Regions from separate parts of the Mus musculus genome. Here region 2 is linked to region 1. A link is a loop called in an ENCODE intact Hi-C map of the cell type or tissue named here. Cell type or tissue: gastrocnemius. All regions are shown on one strand. Each heading gives the region's core, and the rest is flanking DNA. Links, peaks and the distances in the headings are about the cores only.

Region 1 (11,584 bases), core at 1,750-9,749:
AGTAGGACAGCCCCAGGGACTGAGTTCTCAGCACTCTGGTTTTCAAACTACATGTGCACAAGCGTCCTTTGTTTTGTCCGGACAATAGCTCTGCGAGGCATCTAACTAAAAGGTTAAATGGTTGACACAAGACCTCACAGCCAATGGGCCAGACCAGAGGCTTTTATCTTCCTCTGGTGAATTTCCTAAGCTTAGGCTTTCTGTGTCAGTCACCTAGAAAGCGGACAGATAGTCCTGGGCTTCCATAGTCTAGGACAGTGGATTTCAACCCGTGGGGTCATGACCCCTTTGGGGGCCAAATGATCCTTTCACAGGGGTTGCATATCAGATATTTAAATTACCAATTCATAGCAGAGCAAAGTGACAGTTATGAAGGGACAATGAAAATAATTTTATGGTTGGGGTCACGGCAACATGAGGAACTGTATTAAAGGGTCACGGCACTCGGAAGGTTAGAACTACTGTTCTAGGAGATGCTCCAGAGCTCTCTGGGCGTTGTTCCCACTGAGTCACACCTTGGCAAGTCTGGTGGGAATCTGCGGCGGCCACCGCAGGCTGCCGACACTGAGTACACCACAGGGAGACAGCTGCACGAGCCAGATGTGCTTCCTGTCGCCCTCGCACAGACATGACATGACTTATAGCTATGGAGCCAAAGGCCTCACCGCACCCTAGACAGAAGCCAAAGGGACCGGAGGCTTTGTGTGCCAAAGATACAGCCTGAAGAGGAGGGAGGTTATGGCCAGGGAGTGTTTCATAGGTCAGCTGGACGTGAGGCTACATCAGCAGCCAGTCCCAGAGGCTTATGACAGCTGACTTCCAGAAGGTGTGAGCTCCAACCTTTCTCTGGAACTGCCTACCTGGGATAGGGCACTCCAGTGTCCTTCACAAAAAAACGAAACCAAGCCAGCTACTGCTCCTCTTTCTGTCACTTTTGGAGACCAGGGTACTAGAGTGTTAAATGGTCCTATTCAAATTAAAAAAAAAATGGCACTCGTCCCCCATAAAGACACTTATATAAATAAGTGTCCCTGAGTGCTAGGCATGGTGGTGTATACCTGTAATCTCAGAATCTGGGAGGGAGAGACAGGAGGATCAGAAGTTCCGGGTCACCCTCAACTACACAGAGTACAAGCACTGCCGGGACTATATGAGACACGGTCTCAAAAAATAAAGAGGGAAGAAAAACTGCTGATCACTGAGTTCTAGGCATTTACTCAAATCCCCTATCTGTGACTCCAGGCCCCTGTCAGCTCCCATGGCTGCAACCTTCCTTCCTCACCAAGGATAGCGATACTAATGCCAATAGAACTCCTTTGAAAGGCTGTGAGGATTCTCTCACTCTGTGACAGCTGAGGACACAGAGGCCCTGTGAAGGATCCAAAGTCAACGAACTGCAAAGGAGGTAGGGAGCTGCAAACCCAACTAAAAGTCAAACTGTAAGTAACGACTACTTCTCAAAGTGACATCCTCCCCCAGAGGTTCTGGGGGCATCTGTCTCTCTGGTGCTCGGCTTCCCAGGCTGTAAAGCCTACTGGGAGGGATTGAGACCAACAAAACTCCAGCAGACGGACAGAATAGGAGAAAGAATCAACATCACATCTCATGAGTCCTCTGAACTAAACCTCCGGGAGGTGGGCTCTCAAATGTCTGCTTAGCCCCAGCCTCCGTCCCAAACCCTCTCTGGATTCCTAAAGTTTATGTTGTCCTTACAAGTCCATGATCTCTGTCTGTCCATTATGCCCAAACATCCCCTTAGAATCCCAGTGGTTCATGCTCACAGAGACCTGGAGGGACCTAGTTGGATCCGTTCAGTCTCTACATTTACAGCAGAGTTAATGACACTGACAATTTACAGTGGTTAATGACACAGCCACTAAGGAACTTTCTCTTTGTTCTCCCTTTGCCACTAACCAGTGACTTGAGAGTCACTTCCCTTGGTTGGGAAACACAAGAATCTCGTGACCATTCATTGCTCAGATACGCTGAGGATCCCTCATCAAATCATGACTTTTATACTTTGATCTGCCTGGCAGAGGAACGGGGATGCATGGGGTGCAGGAAGCAGCGTGGTGTGTTTCTCTCACACTGAGAACAGACTGCCGCAGCTGGCCTGCCCTCCCGCTTTCTGATCTGGTACACCCAGTTTCTCTGCCGCATTCAAGACCAGCAGCCATCTGTTTTGCCTGCCAACTTCCTTAGTGGCCTGACCCTCTGGCAGTCAGAGTTAAGCTAATCCCTTCACCTGCTGGCTGCTTTGCTGGGGCATATGGTTTGTGGAGAGGGGCCTGCCAGAGAGAGCACGATATTTTTCCTCTCAGAGACCCTGGAGAGGAGGATGGTAATGCTGGCATGCCAAGCCTGCTCCAGAATCTATGCCTTCACTGTCCATGGGGACAAGTACTTGTGTGTGCTCTGTGACCACTGAGGGCAACGAGCAGACAGATCAGGGACAGCGGAAGCTCTGGCCTCTCACATGTGTCATTCATTCTCTGGTGGGACCCTCACTTATGCAAGCTCCTTGGTTCCTCCGGGTCTTTTCAGCAACCAAATCCCTGGTCTGGAGAACATGGTAGGTTCCTATGGCAATGGGCCTTTTAGCTGTTTCCATAGCAACGAACACTCAGACCATCTAGTTGCTAGTCAACTGACAGCTGTAAGTGAATCGGATTCAGTTTATAAGCTGAAGGTTAGGCCCGGGGCTCCTCTGGAGAGGACTCCTCTCAAAGCTTCCAGTCGATATTTGGGGGACCCACAGCCACTTTCTACCTTGAATCACACCGCAATATCCATCCACATTCCCAACACACACCACTGATCATCCTGGCCTTTCAGCAAGCCCTCAGGGCTTCTCTGGAGGAAGCGCTTATTCTGAATAACACCCTACTGACTCTGTGGCAGTGTTGCTCCTAGGTACCACAACTTTGTCCCTAAACCAACCCACTGTGGGGGCACTGTTCTTGGATTCTCTAAAGAAAATGGTTATCCACGACTGTATTTCTTTAATTGACCTTACCCACTTAGTCCTTTCCTATGCCTGGGGCATTCTCAGGAATAACTCTGCTTTATCTGTGAATCGTGTCATATTTCTTTCTTCTTTCCTTCCCACCTTCCCTCCTTAGACAAGATCTCAGGTAGCCTAGTCTGGCCTTGAACTTGCTGTAGCCAAGGATGACCTTAAATTTATCCTCCAGCCTTTACGGCCTAGTGCTGGGACCATGGGCATTTGCTGCCAGGCTCAGATAATTACTTATTAGTGTGCATTTGATGAGGATATCAGTTTGTCATTTTCCTTGTATGGCAGTGACAACCTTGGATGTCAGTCCAAGTTTAAGACAGGAATTTGTTTGCCACCCCATACAGCAGGCAAGCTGATGCATCCAGATTTCACCCCCCCCCCCAATTTTATTTCTTTTAGGCCTATGGGTGTTTCGCCTGCATGTAAGTCTGCTGCTGTTCAGGCTCCGCGTCTCTGTCCACCTTGGGTGACCAGAGTGGCTTCAGATCAGGCAGTTATGAGTGCAGCAAGAACAGACTCTTGGGAGACAGCTCCAATGGGGGAACAAAGGCTGCTACGCAACCTTTGGGGCGTGGGTAGGGGCTTTTGGAGTGAATGTACATCATTGGCCTGGGGCAGGGTGCTGGGGTCTCATTTGCATAAGGAGGAATTCCAGGTACCGATGGACATGACCTTATAAGGGAGAGGAAGCTTGACCTGGCTACTTGGCTGTGTAGCCTCCTCCAGGGGGCAAAGGCGGTGTGTGTGTGTGTGTGTGTGTGTGTGTGTGTGTGTCCCAAGCTTCATGCTCCAGGACAGGAAGGCTCAGAGCAGGGGTGAGGGTGGGGGGACGTGGGGGTGCAGAGACCTTACTCCTGCCAATCTCAGGATCAGATTTCTGGGGTTTGGACACACCTTTACCCCACTTTTGCTTTGCCACAGTTCCTACCCTCGATTCATGGCTCCCCAGTCCCAAATAAGTCCGTGTATCATGTGTATGCCATGCCCGAAGAGGGTGTCTGACCCCCTGGAAGTGCAGTTACAGGGAGCTATGAGCCACCATGTGGGTGCTGAAAACTGAACCCCAGTCCTCTGGAAGAGCAGCCAATGTACTTAACCACTGAGCCATCTCTTCAGCCCCACATCTCGCTTTGTTAGTGGGTTCTGGGGAGACCTTTTATCCTTTAAGCCTCATCTCCAGCCCTGTTTTTTAACACACACACACACATACACACACACACACACACACACACACACACACAACTTCCTTCAAAATCAGGCATCCAGGATCTGAAATGATTCCACCCCTTGATTTTTATTAGTATGAAGATCAGACCATAGCATTGGGGATCTTGAGATTTACCTGCCTCAGATTCCTGTAAGGGAAGAGTGGGTCTAAGACTCAAGGTTTGCACAGAGACAGGCAGTAGAAAACACGGGGCCCTTTGTATGCTTAGGATTCAAGGCTTCTGTGTTAATGACTGTGAACTTTCTTGTAGGGATGACCTTTCAAACTAATCCTCCCATGGGAGACTACCTATCTCACAACTGCAGGCTCCACTGAGCCTCCCAGTGGCCCGTAAGCAAACAGTCCTAAGCTGTTGGGTCACCTCCTGTTCTGATGAGGACACAAGGGCACTAACAGAGCTTCCTCCTCCCACCCCCCATTTTTTCGGGTTTGAGAGCTGTTAGTTGCAGAGCTAAAAAGGCAAGAAGAATCTGTTGGGAAAAGGGAGTCAGCAAACACAGAAGTGAGTTTCTCCTGGCCCCTCAGCAAGCTCCCACACAGACGATAGCTATGTTTTTCTGAGACACATTACACATGAGATTGAGCCTCCGGATTTTCCTATTTCTAGACAAAAAGAGCAGCCTAGCACAATGGCTCACACCGACAGCGTGTATACCGCACGCCCTGACTCGTGTTTTACATGCCTCATTTCACTTCACATGGCGCTACCATTGTCCCTGGTCAATGGATTAGGAAAATCCAAATTGAAGCACGGAGAGATGGAATCACTTACAGCTCACATTCACAGCTGAATAACTGGAGGAGCCAAAATTTAACCACGGGCAGCTGGAAGCAACGACCTCAGCAGGTAACTACTTTTGGAGTTCACATGATTCTGACTCATATGGGAAGATAGGGTGGGCTCAGGGTGAAAGGATACACAAAAGACCTCTGTACAGTGGGTGAACAGGTCACCGGTAAGAACTTCATTATTGACCCATTGCTGCCCCCTGGTGGTTTGCCTGGGAAACTCACAGGTAAAAAAAAACCCGCAAGCCTCCAGTCCTATGCTATTCGGATTTTATGAATGGGGGCCTACACTGGCAATCTCAGCACTTGAGGTAGAAGCAGGAGGCTCAGAAAGTCAAGGTTCTCCGATACATGGCTAGTTCAAAGCCAGCCTGAGATACGTCAGACCTCATCTCAAAAACAGCGTGTGCATTCCCTACCAAAAACTATGATCCATGACCATACCTGTCAGTCATCTTGAGATATAGTAAAGGGAACTGTTATCTGCTATGATGTTCTCTCTCCCCATCTGAGACTAGGTCTCCTTTAGCTCAGGCTGGCCTTGAGCTCATTTTGTAGACGGGGTTGGTCTCCAACTTGCAGCAGTCTTCATGCCTCTGTTGCCTTCTAGAACTGAAATTGAGTCAGGGAAGGGTGGGACGGCAGAGTGGTTAAGTCCAGGCTGGTGTGGAACTCACGACCCTTCTGCCCCTTGTCGGCTTGGGCCTACTTCTTTATTTAAATGGATCTCACTATGCTGCCACTCGGACTGGCCTGGAACTCACATCCCTCCTGCCTCCATAGAGCCACAGCCTCTTCCTCCCTCTCCTTTCTAGGCTTCCCCATGAGGGCGCGTAGTGTCCCCGTCACCACGCCTCCTCAAGTGGTGCTAGGTGGTGGTTGCTGCTTCAGGCACACTGACAGCAATGCAGAACAAGGCCACTTTCTATGGATAAAGTCTAGCTGGTATAAATAAAAACGAGGAAAGAGGCGGTGCCCGTGAGTCCTGTGAGTCACATCTTCTCTAGAGCTTCGGAACTGGGTGGCTGCCTGCTATGGACCTAGGAGGCTGCCATCTGGAAGAAGTAGGCAACCACAGACTGAACACACACGCAGGAGTGGCAAGTTAGAATTTATGGGGAGGCTCAATCTTACATGCAGAGAGAGGATACAGACAAATACCGTTAAAAAACAAAACCAAGCACCTGCAACCAAGTATTGGCTTTAATGAAAACTACCAAAGAACGAGAGCTAACCACAAAGACACAGCCACTCAGAGACAAATTTCTGCGGCAGACTGCCCCTCAGCCAGTCTGGATACCGAGGAGAGCTAGTCGCTACTGCTGAAGCGATGGGGCAGAGGCTACCAAGGAGACTCATCTGACTGATAAGCCAGGGGCTGGGGACTCAGGAGGCACTTAGAAACAGGGGAGGTAACACCCCCAGGCAGCCAGAAGACTCTGGGAAGCCATCCTTCACAGTGGATCCATAGCCCTGGGTCAAGTTATCTGACATCCCTAAGCAACCCCGTCCCATCCTGTCTGGTGGAACCTGCCTGTAATCCAACAGCAAACAGCCATGGACACCAATCTAATCTTTCCAGTTTCCCCTTTCCCTCCCGAAGCCTCCCCAGAGGCTATCTCGGGGGACAATGGCTCTGAGCGCGCTCTCAAGAGTAGTAGGCTTGCAGTTACTGCTTTGGAGGTTAAAAGGCATAAAACAGCATTCTTGAAATTCTGTTCATCATATGGCACTGATTCCATTTCGGGTCTGATTTCTGTTTCTTCCCCCCCACTCCGTCCATGGCCTCTCAGCCCACACAGACACAGGCGCCAAGGAGCCTAGCTTGTGATCTGAACTGGGATCTCCCAGCAGAAGAGATTATTCTTTTTGTCATCTTCAAGTTTCCATTCCACCACCAGTTTTATCTGGAAAAGAGAAAAAGAATTGGAAAAAATGAAACTGGAACCTTGATTTTTATCCATAATTGGCTTAAGCGTGCACTTTCAATTCCGGTTCTTTTTAAGTCCTATCTATCACCTTGAAGCCAGATTAGGGTAGCCCACTACCTGTGATCTTAAGCTCAGAAGAGTGAGCCCTGTTAGTCAACGGTATCCTCCAACCTAGTCCAGTTTATGAACGTAGTCTTCTAAGTGTGCTATTTCTTTCCCCCTTCTTTCCTGCTTACATTAAAAAAAAAAACAAAAACATTTTTTATGTGTATGAACATTTGTCTGAATGTGTGTGTATGTGCCCCACTTGTGTCCCTGATACCCACAGAGGGCAGAGAAGGGAACCAAGCTCCCTGGCACTGGAGATGGTTGTGAGCTGCCTCTTGGGGCTGGGAATTGAACCCTGGGTCTTCTGTAAGAACAGCTAGTGCTTTTTTTTTTTTTTCCCGAGACAGGGTTTCTCTGTATAGCCCTGGCTGTCCTGGAACTCACTTTGTAGACCAGGCTGGCCTCAAACTCAGAAATCCGCCTGCCTCTGCCTCCCGAGTGCTCGGATTAAAGGCCTGCGCCACCATCGCCCGGCTCTGTTTTCTTTTTAGAAGATACAGTCTTGTTAGCTAGCTAGATTAGCTTTGAATTTACTATGTAGTATGGCCTTAAATTTGTGGTAACCCCCTTACTTCAGTCCCTTGACTACTGGGATTATAGGTGGATCACCATACCTGATTATCAAACGTAATTCTAAAATCCTTCTCTTTTCTTTCCTATTTTTCTTCCCTCCCTCCCTTTGTTGAAACAGAGTTTTTGTCACACAGCTTTAGCTGACCTAGAACTTGCTATGTAGCTCAGACTGGCTCCAAACTTCTGGTCCTCCGGCCTCTGCCTCCTGAGTGCCGAGATTATAGGTGCACATTCCCAGGTTTCATTCTTAGATCAGAGGCGTATAAACAGAGTCTCATAAGATTCCTTGCTGTAAGGAAACTTTCTTGTTAGCTAGAAATGGAGATGGCCAAGCACAAGGTTGGTCCTCAGCTTGTGGGTCATGACCCCTTGGGGAGCTGTATGACCCTTTCACAGGGGTCTCCCAAAACCACGGGGAAACACAAACACTTACATTACGATTCATAGCAGTAGCAAAAGTACAGTTATGAATTAGCAACAAAAATAACTTTCTGGTTGGGGGTCACCACAACATGAGGAACTGTATTAAAGGGTCAAACCATTGGAAGGGTTGAGAACCCGTGGTCCAAAGACATGTTTAACTGAATAATGTCAAGGGTCACCACCCTGTGAAGCAAAAGAACTTCACTTCACCTCCTTAAACTGTGTCGTCCCCCTCCCCAGCCCCCACTCCTCCCTCCTCTCCCCATCTTGCTTTGTTTCTTCTAACGCAGGTTCTCACATCAAAGCCTAGACTGGCTTGGAACTTATCACACAACCCAGGCTGTTTGGAACGCACAGTGATGTTCCTGCCCCGCCTTTTTGAGCGCCAGGATTACAGCACCACCGTGCACAGGTCTTAAGATGATTTCTGCTCATCTCTCATTTGAGATCGCCACCTTGACTCTTCATGTTGAAGCTATGAGCTGTGTTGTTGTTTGTACTTTGTTTCTTAAGACATAGTCTCACTTCTTCATCCCAGGCTAGCCTGGACCTCCAGAATACACTAGATAGCTGAGGCTGGCCTTCAACCCATAGTGATCCTCCTGCCTGAGCTTTCTATGTGTTGGAAGTGTGAGCCATTGTCCCTTCTAATTTTGTAGGGTTTTTTTGTTTTTTTTTTAGACAATCTCACTATGTATTGCTGGCTAGCACTGAACTCAGAGATCCGCCTGCTGAGAGCTGGGATTAAAGGTGTTCATCAACAGGGTTGTTTGTTTGTTTGTTGTTTTAAAGATGTAATGAGCCACTAGGACCAGTTGTGAGTATGAGTGTTTTGTCAGAAAGTATATAAGAGCACCATGTGCACGCAGTGTCCTAGTAGACCAGTAGAGGGCATTGAAGCCCCTAGAACTGGAGTTATAGAGAGCTGTGAGGGGCCATAGGCATCTGGGAACTAACTGGTCCCCTAGAAGAGCATCAAGTGCTCCTAACCACTGAACCATCTCTCCAGCCCCCACTTCTAATTCTAATCAAGTAGCTCTTTATTCATGGTTCCTCTCTAACCTGAGCACTCAGGGAAGGGGCTGCCCATCATTAGTTACAGACACCTTTGTCCCTCAAACTGTCTTCACAATGTAACACTTGAGGGACAATAACATCTACATTCTTGAAAACCTGGCTTTGATTGCAAGACTTGTGTGCCACCACACCCGGCGTTACTGTTTTTTTAAACTAACAGTTTAAACTTTTCAAACTAAATACAAAGTACCTACCGTGAATCAGGCTCTGACAGATCTCTGCATACTGACGCTGCCACCTATAAATCTTTAGGGTCTCCAACAACCCTTAAACTAGAGGTTCCCAACCTTCCTGATGCTGTGACCCTTTAACACAGTTCCTCATGTTGTGGTGACCCCAACCAAAAATTTATTTTCGTTGCTACTTCATAACTGTAATTTTGCTGCTGTCAAGAATCATAATGTTAATATCTGTGTTTCTTAGGTGACCCTCGTTAAAGGGTCGTTTAGGCCCCAAAGGGGTTGAGAACCACTGTCTTAAAGACTACTGATATTTTAGTCTTCTACTTCTCTTTCTAGAAACAAATTACATCTGGGTTCTACTTGGCTTCCTTAAAAAAAAAAAAAAAAGTAACACCTGTGAAGATTAATGACATATGTCTGTAATTCCAGAATTTTCGAGGTTGAGGCAGGAGGACTGCCTGGAGTTCAAAGCCAGCCAACCTGGGCTACCAAGTGAGATTTTTTTCTGAACACAAACAATTCTAGAACAAAACAATGAAGTAACCCCCTTTTTTAATGGGGGGGGGGAGCACTTGCTTTATGTCCTTTATTTTTATCACAATCCCTACCTAGGGGACACCACTCCAGCACCTGTGGCTAGCGAGTATGTAAAGTCGGCTTGGAGGGGCGCCCAGCTCCACTGAGACACCCAAGTGCTGCTGCTAAGTGGTCCTGCTCTCTCCTTAAGAATATGGAGGAGAAACCAGGATCCTGAAGATGCTGCCAAGGCAGTTTCTACCTTTAACTATTTGTTACCTGGCTAAAATCGCTGCACAGGCTTTGGACTTAGGAGTCTTACCTCTAAATCTAGGTGCTAAGACTTCTTGGTAGAGTGGACTTGGACTCTGTATTATGTAATACCAGAAGCTTAAAATTCTTCGCTTGTAAGTCAGAAATAATATCGCCACTACACAGGGAGGCGGTGAGGGCTAGGGCTATAAAAATGGCACCCTTGGGTCCCTCAACTCATCTCCTCTCCCTTAGGCCTTCCCAGCTCCACCACCAGCTCTTTGCCCCAGTCTCTGCATCTCACTCCCAGCCCCGGGGCGGGCCTGGTGCCCTCAGCCACGGTGTCACTTACAGAGGGGTATTCATTCTTCACCGGAAGCTTATTCAGGTAGCTGTAGACCTTGTCTTTCTGGATGGGGCAGTTGATTCCACTCTTACAACCGTCAGGCTCAGGAATAGGGAAGGGGACCCGGATCCCTTCCAGGATGCCGTGGACCAAGGCCGTGCTGTTCTGGGACTGAGTGCCTAGGAAGACAGGGAGTCAGGTGGAAGGCAGCTATGCGTTTGTGAATTCTAAGTCAAGTCGTCAAATACATCATCAAATGCTGGAATGGTGACTCCAGAAGATCAGGTGGTCCCGAACTATGGGGTCTCCATCCCTATGAGTCACATTCAATACCTAGCCCTGTCACGTGATGAAGGAAGCTGGTATCTTTCCTTGCTCTCCATCAAGGGAATCAGGCTACTGGGACAGATAACCTTATCTCTCTCCCAGGACCACTGACTTCTGTCATTGAGTTTTAAATACCACAGTCTAGCACAGCAGTGGCAGGTAATCCTTCAGATGCCATGGAAGATTAAAAAGAAGTTCATTTCTCTAGCCCCTACACTGCAAGATAAGCAGAAGGGATGAAAGTATTATTACCACCGCGTGCCTCCCTCTGACTATCAGGCTATGAAAACAATGTACCCCAAGAAATTGGAATTCCCCACTGGAAGAAGGGAAAAGCTGAGCCCTGGTACCAGCAGAAGAAGGAACTTGCCATGTAGGAAGGTCACAGGGTTCTGACAACTTGGAGACAGGCCAGGAGCTGAGCTAAGGATACATTAATACCTTGACCTCTTGCCTTCTATTTAGACCTAAGCCTTGTCAGTGACCCGGAAGAGCTCACTAAGCCTCTGGATTTGTTCCTCTTCCCAGTGTGACCACACTCAGTTTCCTCTCTCAAGCTTTCACTGTCTTTTTAGACACACGGAGGACAAGGCTGCCGGGGCCCAGACCCGTCTCCTCCAGTAACATTACACATTGTAAGGGCATTTTAGAGATCTAGGGTATTAGCTGGGTCTCACTTGTTTCATTTTTAAATAATAACAATGCCTAAATTACATTAGTACACGTAGTCAGTGGGGGAGAGGTCACAGCATATCTACAGAGGCGGGAGGACAAGATTCAGGAGTCAGACTTCCTGTTCAAAGTGTGGATTCT
Region 2 (11,584 bases), core at 1,699-9,698, 100 kb before region 1:
CCTCGGAACATGCTGCCCTTGGTGTGCAAGGGTGAGGGGAGCCTGTTGTTTGAAGCGACCAGCCTGTTGTTGTGGGGGCACACGGGTCTCAGCCTGGAGCTGCGAGCCCGCACTGTGGTGGAGATGCTGCTGCACAGGCACTATTATCTGCAGGGCATGATCGACTCCAAGGTGATGCTGCAGGCTGTGCGCTACTCCTTGTGCTCTGAGGAGTCCCCTGAGATGACCAACTTATCTTTTGCCACACTGGAGGCCATCTTTGATGCTGATGTAAAGGCTACGTGCTTCCCAACGAGCTTCTCCAATGTGTGGCACTTGTATGCCCTCGCCTCCATCCTTGAATGCAACATCTACTCCATCTACCCCATGCGCAACATCAAGATCCGACCCTATTTTAACCGTGTTATCATGCCTCGCTGCTCCACCCACGTGACCTCCATGCTGCACATCATGTGGGCTGGTCAGCCCCTCACTAGCCACCTCTTCCGTCACCAGTATTTTGCCCCTGTTGTTGGGCTGGAGGAGGTGGAGGCTGACTGTACTGCTAGCCTGAACCCCGTTCCTCCAAACCTGGGTCCTCTGCTACCACCCGCTAAAACCCTGGAGCTGCTCAACCGTGAACCTGGCCTCAGCTACTCCCACCTCTGTGACCGCATCAGCATCACCAAGAGCACCTTCTACCGCTGGCGGCGGCAGACCCAAGAGCACCGTCAAAAGGTAGCCACCCGCTTCTCTGCCAAGCACTTCCTGCAGGACAGTTTCCACCGTGGGGGCTTTGTGCCATTGCAGCAGTTCCTGCAGAGATTCCCTGAGATCTCCCGTTCTACCTACTATGCTTGGAAGCATGAGTTGCTGGGCTCTGGTGCCAACTCGGCCCTGGGCCCGGCCACTCCATCCAGGGAGGCACTGGCTGTGCCGGAGGTGGAGAGGCCACCGGGGAAAAAGGCTGCTGAGGAGGTGGGGTGCTCCTCACTGGCAGCAGCGATGTTGAGCCCTCCTAGTATGATCTTAATGCAGCGTGCCAAGTCTTTCTTGGAGTATTGCATCTCTCTGAACAAACTGGTACCATATCGCTGCTTCAAATGCAGGTTCCCTGGCATCTCGAGGTCTACCTACTACAACTGGAGGCGGAAAGCCCTCAGAAGGACCCCCAGTTTCAAGTTGTCCCAAGCAGCTTTTGAAACTGCTGAGTCTCTCCAGCCAACAGATGTTGGGAAAGAGACCCCCTTCTCTTTGAAGAGAGAAGCGGGAGAGGAGGAGACAGGAAAAGCAGGAAGTGGGGCTCCTCTGACTTCCCGGGGGCTCATATCCCCAAAGATGCCCTTATCTCGTTGGCAGAGACGACTACGCAGGGCTGCCCGCAAGCAGGTGCTAAATGGGCACCTACCCTTCTGTCGCTTCCGCCTCCGCTATCCTAGTCTGTTACCTTCCACTTTTTGGGTATGGAAAAGTCTTTCCCGGAGATCGCCCGGGATGCAGATTCCCTCTTTGAGCCAGAGGAGGCAGAAGCCTCAGGGACGGCAGAAGCCCGAGGGACGGCAGAAGCCCGAGGAACAGCAGAAGCCCGAGGGACGGCAGAAGCCCGAGGGACGGCAGAAGCCAGTTGAACCACAGGCTATGGAAGCTGATCAGAATGTACCGGCTATGGTGGTTCCTCCAGCGGAGACACTGCCAGTGGCTACTTCTCCAGAAGATGTCCCAGGAGGGCCTTCCAGAGAGGGAAACATCATTCAAGAGGCAGCTATGACCCAGAGCCAACCCCATAGTGGATCGTTGCCAAGCCAGACTCTGGCGGAGGCACCCGGGGGCAGTGATGGGCAGGTGCTGGTGATGGACATGCTTACCACCACGAGGTTCAAGGCCCAGGCCAAGCTGTTCCTGCAGAAGCGGTTCCAGTCTAAGACTTTCCCCTCCTACAAGGAGTTCCAGGCGCTCTTCCCCCTCACTGCCCGCTCCACCTACTACATGTGGAAGCGGGCGCTCTATGAAGGTCTCACACTGATTGATGGCTGATGGGAGGGGAAGAAGGGGAGCCGAGCTGCCTCCTGACTAGGATGTCCTTTGCTCTGCCTTTTGTAACGTCTTGATGGAGGGGTGGGAATCAGCCGCTCGCTCTGACAAAAGCTACAGGAGGGCCAGTTGTCTCTTTGGTTGTTGGCTGGGTCATAGGTTTTTGTTGTGTTTCATTTTGCTTTTTCCATTAATTTGGGTTGGCAGGACCCCCTCCGCCCCTCGTCAGTGTTAAAGCTCTGTCATGATTGTGACATGGCTGCTTTCAGCTTTTCCTGGGCCCACAAGGAAAGTATCACAGCGTGACCATTATTTCCTGTCAGAATAAATATATGTGCCTTTTCTTTTTAAGGGTTGTATCTTTTTTTTCCCCCCCTCAAAGATGTCTTCCAAAGGAATATGGGGACTGAGCCTGAGGCAGCTGTGTGGCTGCTTCCTCAAACCCTCGGTGGAGAAGGACTGAGCTTCACAGAACACACGACAGTGATCTCTAAGCCAGGGAAGGCCCCTAGGCACTGGAGACCCCAAAGAGAGCTTCCTGCTTCCTCTGCTGGGGGCTGGGGGGGATCTCTTCAGGTCAGGCGTCTGCCAGCCTGGCTGCTCTTGGGGACCTGCTGAGCCGCCTCAGACGCCAAGGCACATTTTGGGCAAGGAGCTACAAGGTTACAAGGCTGGTGGGGAATTGATTTTTTTTTTTCATTGTCTAGCCACACAGTTGGAAACCCAAAGAAAATAAAGTGAAATTTTGTCCTCACACAGCCTGTGGCCTCCGGGATTTGTTTGGCTAAGATAGGACTGTGTTCTAGGCCTCCCTTTAGTTTAAGGGGCTTGGGAGAACATTTCTGTCTTCTGATAATACATGCTTGGGACCAGGGTTTACCTGGTGGGACTCTATTCTGAACTTACGGGTCTGGCTAGGCCCAGGTGCAGATAACGGCCGTTGTCTATTGAGATGAAGCATCAACGGGGGAGAGATGCGCTTAGGTCTGGTCTCCTGTCTTGGTTTCCTGTAGCCGACTTTTTTTTTTTTTTTTTTTTTTTTTTTTTTTAAGATTTATTTCATTTATATGAGTGCACTGTAGCTGTCTTTAGACACACCAGAAGAGGGCATCGGATGGTTGTGAGCCACCATGTGGTTGCTGGGAATTGGAACTCAGGACTTCTGGAAGAGCAGTCAGTGCTTTTAACCGCTGAGCCCTGTAGCCAACATTTTTATGGTCCCGAGTTCTGCCTTTTGCTTATCCCACGTCTATTCCATCACCAAGTCTGGTTGCCTAGGAGGTGCTGGGGGCATGGAATCCAGGGTCCTGTGTATACTGGTCACATGGTCCATCACTAAGTGACATTCCCAGGCCCCTTTAACTTTAGGTTGACCTTGGACTGCTGTCCCACCTCACAGCTCCCTCCTTGCCTCCTCCATTTGGCTCAGCCTCCAGCTGGATTTAGATGATATTGGACCCTGTCACTTTCCTGCTTTAAATGTGTCTGCGGCTGCCTTTTAATCACAGAGTCTCTTTCTTAAGGGCTGTGTGTGGCCGGGCATGGGAGAAAAAGGCAGGTGGATCTCTGAGTTCAAGATCAGCATGGTTTACAGAGTTCCCGGACAGCCAAGGCTGTTCAGAGAAACCCCTGTCTTGCAAAACGAAACAAAAGCAAAAGGGCCCTGTGAAGTGGCCCCACCTCACTCTCCCTCTGCTGTGCTTGCCCACCATGCTTCAGCCACATTGGCTGCCTCCGACCCTGAACGTCCCTTCTGCTCAGGAATTACACACACTTGCTACTTTGGTCTAAGACACCGTTCTTTCTCCCTCTTTGTTTAGTACTCTCATTTTCTTATCTTTCCCCTTTCCTTTTAAAATTAATTTTATACAGGGTCTCACTACACAGCTCTGGCTGGCCTGGAACTGTGTAGACCAGGTTGACATCTTTTGCTTACAGCACCCTTAGATGATAGATCTGCCTACTTCTGCCTTGGGGGTGCTGGATTAAAGTTATGCATCATTGTCTGGGCTCCGCCCCGCAGTTATCTGGCAACAGCCAGGCATGCCTGATTCACTATAAAAGGGGCTGCTTGGCCCCTCCTCTCTTGCTCCTGCTCTGTCCTCTAGCCCCTTACCAGCTCTCTAAGTTCCTCTCCCCCCTCCCCATTCACGTGCTCATGGCCAGCCTCTACTCCTCTCTCTCTGCCTTTCTCTGTCTCTACTACCCTCTCAACTCCCCTCCTCATGCCCTGAATAAACTCTATACTATCCCACCTTGTGGCTTGTCCCTTAGAGGGGAGGTTGCCTCAGCACTGGCCCACAGAGGCACCTCCTTCCCCAACACCTGACTGCACGTTCACCAAATGTACTCCTTTTCTTATGGTTTTATAAAACACAAAAGTCATGAAGCCTGACTTTCTCTGTGTCAGAGAAACCATCTTTGAGATGGGGTTTCTCTGTGTAGCTCTGGTAGTCCCGGAACTTGCTCTGTAGACCAGGCTGGTCTCAAACTCAGATCCAACTGTCTCTGCCACCAGAGTGCTGGGATCTAAGGTGTACGCCACCACTGCCTGGCTTCTCTCTCCTTTTGAACACAGGTTTTAGTGTGTAGCCCATGAACATAGGATGGTCATGCTTCAGCCTCCTGGGGGCTGGGATAACAGGTGTTCATTCCCATAGCCGATTCCAATGCTTTTCCCTGTTGTCTATGCAGCAAACATCGGACCTCTGAGTCCCTATTACGTTACCCTTTTGAATTCTCTAGTAGGTTCTTGTTTCTATTTGTTGCTTTCTTGTTTGGTTGCATGCAGACTGTTTGAAAAACAGGGTTTTTTTCTTTTTTTTCTTTTGCTTACAGCACCCTTAGATGATAGATTAATTTTAGGCACACAGTAGGTGCTGATATGGAAAAGAGAATGGGACGATGCTTTAATTCTGTCTTAGTGTTAAACCTGTGAGCTCCAGTTCTGCAAACCTAATCAACAGTGGTCTTAAATATTCCTCAAAGGCCAATATCCCCCTCTGTCTTCATAGCTACCCTGTAATCTGTGCCAACAGCAGCTTATCTTCGATAAGAATTATTCAAGTCGACTCTGCCTCTACTCAATCTATTGCTGCTTCTTGACAGGGTCCTGAGTCCTCTTCCCTGAATCGGATTCCCTGCTGGCTTTCCCATTGCCCTCAGCACAAATTCCAAAGTAGTGAGGCTCACCCAGTCTAGCTCCTACCTACCGCTGAGCTTCTCTCTGATTCTCATGTTGTACCCATCACACAGACCTTTCTTTCTCCTGTATGCTTCCCTCCCTTTCCATAGGGCTCACATGCTTATGCTCTGGTCTGGGGTCTCCGCTGCACCTGTAAGAATTTGGGTGAAGGAATCGGACTAGGGGATTTCAACCTAACTTGCAGTGGCAACTTCTGGCCAGCAGGTGGCAGTCCAGTACAATGAGAGACACTACCATTGGGTGGGAGCTAGGTTCCGATTCCTTTCCATTTGGGCCATGAGGGAGTCCCAGGGTCTCTCCTGAGAACTCTGACAGAAAGTACAGTTCCTTATACTCAGCACCAGAACATGCCTTCCTAGGCTGGGAAGCAGAGTCTCTTAGTGGGACCTAGCAACCATCCTGGGGGTTTGGATGAGCTCAATGGATAAACATTTGCCCACTATGGGTGATGCCCTGGGTTCAGTTTCTGGTACTGCAAAAACAAAATACATCTACAGACTACTGCCTAGGGGGAGGACGTGTCAGGAATGTGGATTCCAGGGTCTCATCCAGATAGCAATTCCCACCTTAGATATTCGTGTGCCTCCTTTTTCCCATGTGAAGGCAAGATCACGGTTGTGCCCATGGTGGTGTGGTGGGCACCCGTCTTCCCATAGTAAGGCTTAGGCGAGTGAGTGTGATGGTGGACCCTCGGTCTGATTTCTGCTTGAATGGAGGGTGGGCTAATACCTAAAGAGAGGCTTGTTCAGGGTTACTCTCCAGTAAAACATGTTCTATGCTCTGGTCCTGAGCTGGGAAGATGATGACATCCGAGATCACCATGAAGCCCTAAACCTGCAGCAGAAATTTTAGCTTCTGTTGGGGAAGATGTGTTCGTATCATTGAAAAATGATTGTGTGTGTGCATGTGTGTGCGTGGGTGTGGGTGTCCAGTGTTGTTGTTATTTAGAAGAGTTGTTTCCTTTATAATCTGCCTACAAAGGCCAAGGAACCTAAGTTGTGTTCATACTCGTCAATGATGCTTCATGCTGAGGTCTCACTATGTAGCTCTGCCTATCCTGGAACTTGCTCTGTATACCAGGCTGGCCTCGAACTCACAGAGATCCGCCTGCCTCTGCCTCCCTGAGTGCTGGGGTTAAAGGTGTAAAGGTGGGGGCCACCATGCCCAGTTTCATGCTGGTTTTGAAGTTGACACTTGTTGAAATTGTGTGTGTGTGTTTTTTTGTTTGTTTGTTTGTTTTCCCAAGACAGGGTTTCTCTGTATAGCCCTGGCTTTCCTGGAACTCACTCTGTAGACCAGGCTGGCCTCAAACTCAGAAATCCACCTGCCTCTGCCTCCCGAGTGCTGGGATTAAAGGTGTGCACCATCACCACCCGGCTTGTGTGTGTGTTTTAAAGAATTATTTATTTCATGTCTATGAGTACACTAGCGCTGTCTTCAGACACACCAGAAGAGGGCATATGGATCTCATTACAGGTGGTTGTGAGCCCCCATGTGGTTGCTGGGAATTGAACTCAGGACCTCTGGAAGAGTGGCCAGTGCTCTTAACCACTGAGCCATCTCTCCAGCCCTATTTGTGTTCTTTTGATGCCACTTTCTACCGTGGATACCTCTGGGAAGAAAGTCCAGCGCAGCAAGGTGTACCAAGAGGAAAACAATGTGGGAATTTAGTTTTATCCCCTTGGTGACATTCTGTGTGGCTCTAAGGGAAGGTTTTATTTTATTTAAATTTATTATTTTATGTGTTTGGGCATTTTTGTCTGCATGCGTGTTTGTGTACCACATGTGTGCCTGGTCCCTGCAGAGGCCAGAAGAGGGTGTGTATCCTCTTAGGCTAGAGTTCTAGACAGTTGTGAACCGTCATGAAATGTTGAGAAATGAAGCCTCATCCTTTGGCAAAGTAGCCCGTGCTCTTTTTCTTTGTTTCAAGACAGGGTTTCTCTGTGTAGTCCTTGCTCTCCTGGAACTTGCTCTTTACACCACCTGACCTTGAGCTCAGAGATCTGCCTGCCTCTGATTCCCAAGAGCTGGGATTAAATGTGCGCACCACCATTGCCTGGCTTAGCAGTGCTTTTAACTGTTGAGCCACTTCTCCAGTCACCCAGAGAGAATATTTTATTTTATTTTATTTTAATTTTTTGGTTTTTCGAGACAGGGTTTCTCTGTATAGCCCTGGCTGTCCTGGAACTCACTCTGTAGACCAGGCTGGCCTCGAACTCAGAAATCTGCCTGCCTCTGCCTCCCAAGTGCTGGGATTAAAGGCGTGCACCACCCCTGCCCGGCAGGACTATTTTAAATATAAAAGTTTTACTCTAGGAGGCTGGATGTGGTAGTGATGTACATCATGAACCCCAGCACTCCGGAGGCAGCGGCAGGGGGATCTGGGTTTGAGGCCAACCTTCAAGTTGTAGGCCAGTCAGAGCTATGTACTGAGGCCCTGTCTGAATTAACTCTCACCCTCGGTCATATGAAATGGCTCAGTAAGGGGACTTGCTGTTAAACTGGAGGGCCTGAGTCTGATCCCTGAGACCCAGCAGATGGATAGAACTGACTCCTGCAAGTTGTCTTCTGGTCTCTACATGCACACTGTGGCACACACCTACAAACACACTAACTAGTAAACAAACGATAGACAAGTGTAATCTTTAAAAAAATTAAAAACCAGGCTAAAGAAACATTAGTTTTCCCTTTTATTTCCGCAGTTCCCACTGAGGGAATCTCTCACTTTTTTTTTTTATGGAAATCATTTCGGCTATAGTGACACCTGATTTGATGCTGAATGTTCCTTGAGAATGAGCCGGGTGTGGTGGGATGTGACTGTAATCTCAGTCTATGGGAAGCTGAGGAGGAGGCCAGCCTGGGCTACAAAGACGAGGATACCCCATCTCAAAAAACAAGCAACAAACAAACAAAACCAAGAAAGCCTTTCTCGGGAGTTCGTTTCTATGGAGTACTCAAGTGCCCCTGGATTAATGGTGGTTCTCGGGCTCCCGGGTGAGTGAGGGGTCAGACTCAGGTCCTCCAGTCTAACAGCAAGTCCCCTTACTGAGCCACCGTCCTCCACCTTACTTCCCAAATAGCCCTCAGTAGTGTTTTAACCTCACCTGCAGCCACTCAGGGTTCACTCTCCCAGGCCCCACTAACTCTTCTCTGGGTAACCTGCTTTCTATAGCATCCAGCTGTAAGCTGGCGCAGTTAACCCAGCATATTCCACTTCTCCACGACATCAGATCTGTGGGAACATCTCGGGCTTTGCAAGACTGCAGGCTGCTGGTCTGTCACAGAGAATCCTTCCCTTAGTCCATCCCTGCCCTCTCCACTGAGCAAAGCCCTCGTACCAGGTCACGCCTGTGGCCCCCGGCCATCCTGCCAGGTTCTATCATCTGTGACTGAGGTGCAGGCCAGTCTCACTTCGGAAGGAGCTGGGAAATCTACATTCTCGCCCGGGGAAGTCTGATAGCCAGATGCTAAGGAGAGTCACTGGGCTTCGACTTCTCCAAGGCTTCTGTTGGCAGCGAGGCTGCTGTGGTTGGCGGTCCACACAGAGTGGGGTGCACCAGGAAGCTCATGCTGGCTTTGCATGGCATCTGGGCTCATCCTGACCATCCAATCTGAAATTGCTTAGGAGGCAGTGGGGGAGGGGGGCACTGGAGTGTGTTGTTCAGTGGTAGAGGACTAAGCTCAGACTCCTCAAAAGATTGACTTCAGTTTGCTGAGTCCTTAGCAGGCTGCTAATCTGAGGGACAGCTCTGGCATAGAAGTCTTTAGGAGGGATCAGGAAGCCAAGAAGCAAGGCTTAGCGCATGCAGAGAGCCTGCTACAGTCGTGGGCTGTCTGCCCTACTTCTCACTGGAACCTTCTCCCCAGCTACCCACATCAGGGTTACCTACAGGATGTTTCTAGCAGGTTCCTAAGTGTTCCAATTGCTATTTACCTCATGGAAGAAGAGTGGGGCTTTTAGGGAAATGAAGAGCAGCAGAAAGTAGGTTTAATGGTGTAAAAAATTTTTCCACGGAAGATGACTTTGAAAATAGCATGAAATCCGCTTAACTCGCCAGTGCCTCTGTGCTGAGCAGAGAGTGCTGGGGGCTCAGAAGGCAGCTAGGAAACCCAGCAGGAGATGCTGACTCAGAAAATCATCGCTTTCTGTCTAGGGGTGCCCACTGGAGTCGCAGAGGGTGGCAAGGCCACACACCGAGGTCTTCCACAGTGCCTCAACTGCAATTCCAGACATTGGTCCTTGGTATTGGGGCGGGGGCTGGGAGGAAGAAAAGTCAAACTGTGGGGGTCATGAGCGAGACCCTGGAAAGAAAGCAATGGTCTCCAAGCCCCAGAGCCAACCTGGCTGGGAGTTGGGCCCCCATCTTCTGTGGCTTGCGAATGTTGGTAATGTCTAGGTTTCCTGATTTGGGCAGAAGTCAGAATTGGGGGCATGGCAAGTGCAGTGGGTTTGCACTGATCTGCAGAGCTCAGCTCCCTGAGGACAGGAAGGAGGCTGCTATTTGTGGGTTATTAACCATTTCGTTCATTACAGCTAGGGTCACCGTCTTAGCTAGGGTTGTATTGCTGGGAAGAGACACCGTGACCACAGCAATGATTATAAAGGAAAACATTTGACTGGGGCTGGCGTATAGTCCCTTGTCATCATGGTGGGAAGCATGGCGGTATGCAAGCAGACATGGTGCTGGAGAGGCAGCTGAGAGCTCTACACCTAGATCCATAAAGGAGCAGGAAGAGACAGTGAGGCAGTAAGTAGCCTGGCTTGAGGCTCTGAGACTTCAAAGCCCACCCCATTAGGCATTTCTTCTAACAAGGCCACGCCTCCTGATAGTGTTAGGGCACCAGGCAGGTAGCTCAGTTCACCGGTGGGGTGCTAGCTTAGCATTCACGAGGCTCTGGGTTTGATCTCCTTTTCTGAATAAGCTGGATGTGGTGGTGTCCTACTACAGCTCCAGGACTCAGGTAGTAGAGGCAGGAGGGTTAGGAGTTCAAGGTCATCTTCAGCTATACTGCAAATATGAGGCCAACCTCCAATCGATGAGGCCCTGTCTCAAAAACAGGCCCAATGAAATGGCTTGGTGGTTTTTTGTTTTTTGTTTTTTGTTTTTTTTTTCCCCATATAGGGTCTTTCTATGTTAGACTTGGCTGTCCTGGAACTTGCTATGTAGACCAGGCTGTCCTGGAACTTGCTATGTAGACCAGGCTGGCCCCATCCTCACAGAGATTCACCTGCTTCTTTCTGCCAAATGCTGAGATTAAAGGCCCGAGCCATCACAGCTACTCATAACTGAAATGGCTCAGTGAGGAAGTAAAGGCACTTGCCCTACAAACCTACCCACCTAGGTTTCATTCCCCAGAACCCATCAAAAGCTGGAGAGAGAGAATGGACTCTGCCAAGTTATTCTCGGACCACTGCATTTGTGCCCCCTATTAATACACAAAAGATGTGGTTTTGAGAGAGGTGGCTCAGTGGTTAAAAGCACCGATTGCTTTTTTCAGAGGACCAAGGTTCAATTCCTAGCACCCACATGGCAGCTCACAACTGTCTGTAACTCCAGGTCTGACACCGTCACACAGACTCATGTGCAGGCAAAACATCAATGCATTTAAAATAAAAATAAATAATTTTTAAAAAATATTTAATGATAAGTCCCAGAAATAAAAATATAAAGGAGAAACTGACTTGAAGTTTTGACAGGAGCTAACTGCACAAAGATGAAAGACCATCTTCCATGAGTGGTGCCAGGACTCACGGCAGGTATATAAAAATAAGCCTCCCTCTGCTGTGGACTGGGATAGGTTTCCAAAGGCTTAGTAAGGGCTGGGGAAGGGAGGCTGGAGAGATGGCTATGGGATTAAGAGCACTGGCTGCTCTTCCAGAGGACCTGGGTTTGATTCTCAGCATCCACAAAGCAGCTCACCACCATCTGTAACTCCGGTTCCAGAGGCTCCGACATCCTCTTATGGCCCCTGCCAGCATGCAAGCAATGCACAGACATACATGAAGACAAAACATCTGTAATCATAAAATAAAAACTGAAAAGCAACCTGCAAGGGCTGGGCTGCACCTCAGTGGTAGAGTGCTTACCCAGCATTAAAAACAAAACCCACAGGCTGGTGAGATGGCTCAGTGGGTAAGAGTACCCGACTGCTCTTCCAAAGGTCCGGAGTTCAAGTCCCAGCAACCACATGGTGGCTCACAACCATCCGTAACAAGAACTGACGCCCTCTTCTGGTGTGTCTGAAGACAGCTACAGTGTACTTACATATAATAAATAAATAAATCTTTAAAAACAAAAACAAAAACAAAAACAAAAAAACCCCAAAACCCACAAACAGTGCTGTGTGAGGAAACTGAGGAAGGAAGGA

The links. Peaks named below come from ENCODE experiments on the same cell type or tissue, not always from the same donor. Only the 100,000 strongest peaks of a DNase experiment are listed, where the experiment ranks them.
Region 2: it touches region 1 in a loop (12-fold over the local background); 34 of 42 quality-filtered maps call a loop at or near these places.

The regions. Positions count from the first base shown.
Region 1 is chr12:84,750,270-84,761,853 of GRCm38, forward strand. It overlaps Npc2 (NPC intracellular cholesterol transporter 2), which reads right to left. Exons shown (of 4, transcript NM_023409.4): 3 at 10,451-10,623; 4 at 4,290-6,943. The coding sequence ends at 6,857. Among named protein-coding and RNA genes, the nearest start is that of Npc2, 17 kb to the right of the region's middle. In gastrocnemius, for the core only: CTCF peaks have their summits at 5,238 (motif pointing left) and 8,949 (motif pointing right); DNase peaks (open chromatin) are centred at 2,219 and 5,231.
Region 2 is chr12:84,648,688-84,660,271 of GRCm38, forward strand. It overlaps Vrtn (vertebrae development associated), which reads left to right. Exons shown (of 2, transcript NM_001033776.2): 2 at 1-2,768. The coding sequence ends at 2,013. Among named protein-coding and RNA genes, the nearest start is that of Vrtn, 12 kb to the left of the region's middle. In gastrocnemius, for the core only: no CTCF peak of the experiment used is centred there; DNase peaks (open chromatin) are centred at 1,776, 2,601, 5,421 and 8,797.